Regions from separate parts of the Homo sapiens genome. Here region 2 is linked to region 1. A link is a loop called in an ENCODE intact Hi-C map of the cell type or tissue named here. Cell type or tissue: endothelial cell of umbilical vein. All regions are shown on one strand.

Region 1 (2,500 bases):
AAAAAAAAGTATATAACTCTGTAAGATTTTATATCAATGATATAAACTTTACAATATTTTGCTTGACCTTAAGGATGTTTTGTAAATTCTCCAAATTCCCTTTGAACTGTAAAAACCAAAAGGTAGGTAAGATTCCAACAAGACTGGACATGGGACAGAGTTAAGAGGATTAAGCCACAGTTATTACATGGTAAATTTCTATTTATTACTTTTGATATGCTTGTCTTATGGGGTATGAGTCTATATTTTTGGTATGTGTATCTACTTTGAACTCTAGATCTTTTTCTTCTATAACTCAGAAAATCAGCTCTTTATTTTCTATCACGGTAGTTATTTTTTCTCCCAGGTTGACTGCTCTGCATGTGCCCATGTGTAGTTAATTTTGTTTCTGACCACTTGTCCATTTATCAGAGTAATCTGAATGGTATTTACTTCATTTTTTGTTTCAGCAATTCCACTGAAGAAATTATGGGGCAACACAAGATCTCTTGATGATGCCTATATAAAATCATGAATTACCACAGATTTTACTCCAAACTAGTACTGATGCAATGCTATAGCCTACCGTAAACCTTCTAAGAAATTCAAGGCCTAGGGATGCTACCCTTTCAGACATGACATGTCAAACTGTATTTGCTTTCTCTAGGACGGGGAAGAGGGAGACAGAGTAGATGCCAAGAGGTTTCCATTATGGCTTCTTTCTGGCCTTTGAGAGTTTCCCTAGAAAGGGTCACCATAAGCCACTATCATTCTAACATCTAAAGCTTGCTCTTTCGACCAGAATTGATAGCAAATGGAAAGTAACAATTAGAATTTATAAGACTGGAAGAGAATAGGAGAGGGAAAAGAAAGCTATTAGAAGAGGAAGGGATCCTTTGGAAAGGTAGGAAAGAAGATGACCTTCACCCATCTGACTGTTTGCTCTAGCGCCACCTACAGCCACACCACCTGACCCTCAAAAATCACCGACCCCTGGCCAGACAACATTTTTTCCAGCTAACTGCAGGTGCCTGGCTTATTTGATTAAACCACCACATTATAAGGTCAAGGTCACATGCTTGATCCCTACGTTTGTCCTACGTTTGTCAATGGGCACAAGTTGCATGGTCAAAAACTTGCCTTTTAACTCCAACCTCTCATAAATACCATCACTTACGTTAAAGACATTCACAAGAGAGGATATGAACCAACAATGCAAATCCATCAGCATTACTAAAAGAAAAAAAAACAGGAAAACCTGACTTGTGAGTCAGCCCACAGAACAAATTCCATTTAAGAACTCCCTGATCATCCTGGGCTTCAAGGTTAGATACATAAGAGTAAGAAATCAGGCTTCCCTACTTACTCGTTTTATGTGTGACCTTGGACAAGTTAATTTTTCAGAGCTTTAACAATAAAACACATTAAGGGTCCCAAATAGAGCTTGACATATAAGGGATACTCAGGTTATGCTAGCCCCAGCCCCATCTGGAGATAGAATCGGGCAGTCAAGAGCACAGGGATGAAGCCAGGTCCACCTGTATCCCAATCTTGATTTTGCAGCTCACGTGAAACACTGGGCAAGTGATGGCCTTATCGTTCTCATAAAGCTGAGACAAAAAAATTAAAGCATTTAGACAGCACACAGCAATTGTCAACTAACGGCAATTATGTTTTAAATGTTAAGAAGAATATAGTATTATCACTATCTGTTAATGTTTTCCAAAGTACAGTCATGGAACTATTGATATCAGAATGACCTGGGTGGGATGTCTACTGAGGGGGAAGAAAAGGATATCATGTCCCATCTCAACCTATTTAAAAAAGCTCTCCAAAAATGGTACAGGGTAATGGTCATTTCTGAATCAAACTTCCTTGAGATATCTATGAAAATTTCAGAATTACTGACCCAGCAGGTCTTGTGCTGTGTCATAGTAAATTAAGACTTGTTTTCCAATCCTTATTCTTTACTATGCCAGAATTGCCCAGTATCTGGGGTTCTTTTCTAATGAGACACATTTCTGGACATAGATGTCAAACTGATAGGCTCATACTTTTTAGGATCACTCCTGTTTTTTCCCCCAATGGTACTATTTTGACTTTTTTTTTTTTCTTCTAACCAGGGGTCGGCAAGCTATGGCCTTGATCTGCAGCTAATTTTGTACAACCGCAACCCTCAGAAGGTGTATGTGTTTAAAAAAAAAAACTGAAGAAGAAGTGATCAAGACCACATGTTGCCCTAAGTCTAAAACACTTACTAACCGGCCCTTTACAAGAAACCTTGCCAATCACTTTGTAGCCTATAATTAAATGTTTTTCAACTGGAGGTCTCAATACAATTTAAAATAGGGAGAAATAACTGATTCAAATAGGAAATATCAAAAAGCACTGCATCTGACAGAAGGAAGTACCTGTACTATTGCCAAAGTTTCTGTTATACAGATGTATGTGCCTCCTGGATAATGATCAAATTGTATTTGGTTGCAGTCAAAAAGTTTTAAAGTCCTTGGGGGTGAGGCTA
Region 2 (2,500 bases), 460 kb after region 1:
ATTATTGCATAGATTATAAATAATTATGTAAGATAATTTCATTCTCTAGCTAAAACTCTATGTGTTTAAAGGTTTACTATTTTATATAAAACCTAAAAAGAATGACTCATATAAGTTCCAAAGCTTTGAAAATAAAAACCCTGCTTGGTGTTCTAAAACTTTTATTTCTTAGGGTTCGATAAGCCTAAGATATCATTAAAATCCAGAGCAGTAGTTTCCAACATTATTGGAATGTATTAAACGTGCTTGTCCTCGTGGTACTCCTCAGGAGGAAGAATGGGTATAAATATCTCAAATGTGAGTGTGCATCATGATCACCTGGGGAGCATGGTAAAACACAGATTGCTGGGCTCCACCCTCAGAGTTCCTGATTCAGTGGGTCTGAGCTAGGGGTCAGTAAATTCGCATTTCCCAGGTGATGCTGATGCACTTGGTTCCAGCGCCCTGCTTTGAGAAGCAAGACTCAAGAGAATGGGTATGGACTTGGATCTGGAGGTCTGGAAGAGAAACTGGATTCAACAGGCTTGAGGGGCCGTCTTCCTTGGACGGTGAGTGGGCACAGCCCATGTGGAGGGTCTCTGGTGCTTCGTCTTTGCTTTTTCCGGGTTTTTGTAGGGACCTTGCCAACCCGGGACTTCTTTCATGCTCCTTTATCCAATAGTTGTTTGCTTGCTCCAACCTGGGCAAGGGAAGGTCTGTGTTTATGAATTCCATAGGAACCTTTTGAATTCCAACCTGGACCCAGGCCAAGACAGGCAAGTTTCTATGCAGTCTTCCTGTGCCAGTGGATGGAATTTTTTCTAGTTGCCTCTTTCCACTCAAGTTGTACTTCTTCAAGGGTTCTAGCTTTAGATGCAAGTGTTTTGTTTTCTGTTAATTTCTGCTTTTTTTTGTCTTTTTTTTTTTTTGAGATGGAGTTTTGCCCTTGTCGCCCAGGCAGGAATGTAATGGTGTGATCTTGGCTCATTGCAACCTCTGCCTCCCAGGTTCAAGAGATTCTCCTGCTTCAGCCTCCCGAGTAGCTGGGATTACAGGCGCCCACCCAGCTAATTTTTTTGTATTTTTAGTAGAGACAGAGTTTCACCATGTTGGCCAGGCTGGTCTGGAACTCCTGACCTCAGTTGATCTGCCTGCCTTGGCCTCCCAAAGTGCTGGGATTACAGGCATGAGCCACCGTGCCCGGCCAATTTCTGTTCTTTATAACTTCCTTCACTCAACCTTCATTGGATTTCATTTGCTTTTCTTTATCCAATTTTTCAACATGAATGATCAGTGCTTTTTTTCAGCCTTGCTGCTTTTCCAATACATTTATGTTGGCATTTAAGTTTCAGCTTTCTAATTGGAGCTGGCTCAAGGCTTAGTCTTGTTTTTCTGAGTGGCTTTTAAAACCCAGCCTCCTTGGTTGGGATCAGTCAACTCGGTAGGCCAGACAAAGCTATTAGGGCTTATCTGACTTCCTTTGCCTTCAGCTTCTTCCTGTTGTTTTCACTCCTAGGAAATTCCTTCTCTTTCTCACCAGCTCAGATTTGCTTTTACAAGTCTGCTTGTTGTTCTTGATAAATCAGTTCTAGATGTTTTGCAGTAAGAGGCTTTTTGGGATATCCATTCTGTCATATTTCTAGAAATGGAAGTCTAGAGATGACAACACTGAGAGATTGTGAGAATAAAATAATGCCTGTAAAGCCCTTAGCTCAGTACTTGACACATAGGAAATTCTTGGTAAATTCTAGCTGCCCGTTATTACCATTATTATGTTTGCATACCTAGATCTCAATGGATTACCAGCAGCAGAGGTTAAAAAATTGAGTCCTAGGCCAGGGGCAGTGGCCCCTGCCTGTAATCCCAGCACTTTGGGAGGTCGAGATGGGTGAATCACTTGAGGTCAGGAGTTCAAGACCAGCCTGGCTAACATGGTAAAAATCTATCTCTACTGAAAATACAAAAAATTAGCTGGGCATGGTGGCACACACCTGTAGTCCCAGCTAATCAGGAGGCTGAGGTGGGAGAATTGCTTCAACCTGGGAGGTGGAGGTTGCATCGAGCCAAGATCATGCCACCACACTCCAGCCCAGGTGATGGAGCGAGTTAGGAGGCAAATCCTGCCAGGAGGACTAGTTAGTGATGGGAAGGGAAGGGATCATGATAAATTCAAATTTTAATGAAGATTGTGATAACTGGTTGAGGATATATTATGTTTTCCGAATAGACATAGAAAATAGACTCGATAAAATTCTTATGCAGACGGAATAATCCTGGAATCAAATTTGGAGCTACCATATACAGCTGCTGAGGCTCAGTGAGCACAACTCTAGAGGCACCATTCAATAGACCAAGATGTCACAGTGACTGTGACCAGACTGAGGACATGCTCCTCCAAAATGTGCTTGGGTATGCATTTTGGCAAAGTTAAAAAGGAAGCAAAGATGTGGAAATGAGCTAGACTTTTTTGTAAGGGAGTAATTAAGAGTGTTCTTGCTGCCTCACAGGTACACACCCTATG

What was found. Hi-C counts contacts between places; a loop is a spot of excess contacts. Peaks named below come from ENCODE experiments on the same cell type or tissue, not always from the same donor. Only the 100,000 strongest peaks of a DNase experiment are listed, where the experiment ranks them.
Region 2: it touches region 1 in a loop (2.3-fold over the local background); 1 of 110 quality-filtered maps calls a loop at or near these places.

Annotation. Positions count from the first base shown.
Region 1 is chr7:107,047,126-107,049,625 of GRCh38, reverse strand. The region is part of intron 1 of PRKAR2B (protein kinase cAMP-dependent type II regulatory subunit beta); the gene reads right to left. Among named protein-coding and RNA genes, the nearest start is that of PRKAR2B, 3.7 kb to the right of the region's middle. In endothelial cell of umbilical vein, a CTCF peak has its summit at 963 (motif pointing left); a DNase peak (open chromatin) is centred at 1,205; H3K27ac peaks cover 1,953 bases.
Region 2 is chr7:106,589,598-106,592,097 of GRCh38, reverse strand. CTB-30L5.1 (a long non-coding RNA gene) reads left to right here. Exons shown (of 4, transcript NR_187788.1): 2 at 416-548. Among named protein-coding and RNA genes, the nearest start is that of CTB-30L5.1, 8.0 kb to the left of the region's middle. In endothelial cell of umbilical vein, no CTCF peak of the experiment used is centred here; DNase peaks (open chromatin) are centred at 737 and 1,457; H3K27ac peaks cover 2,306 bases.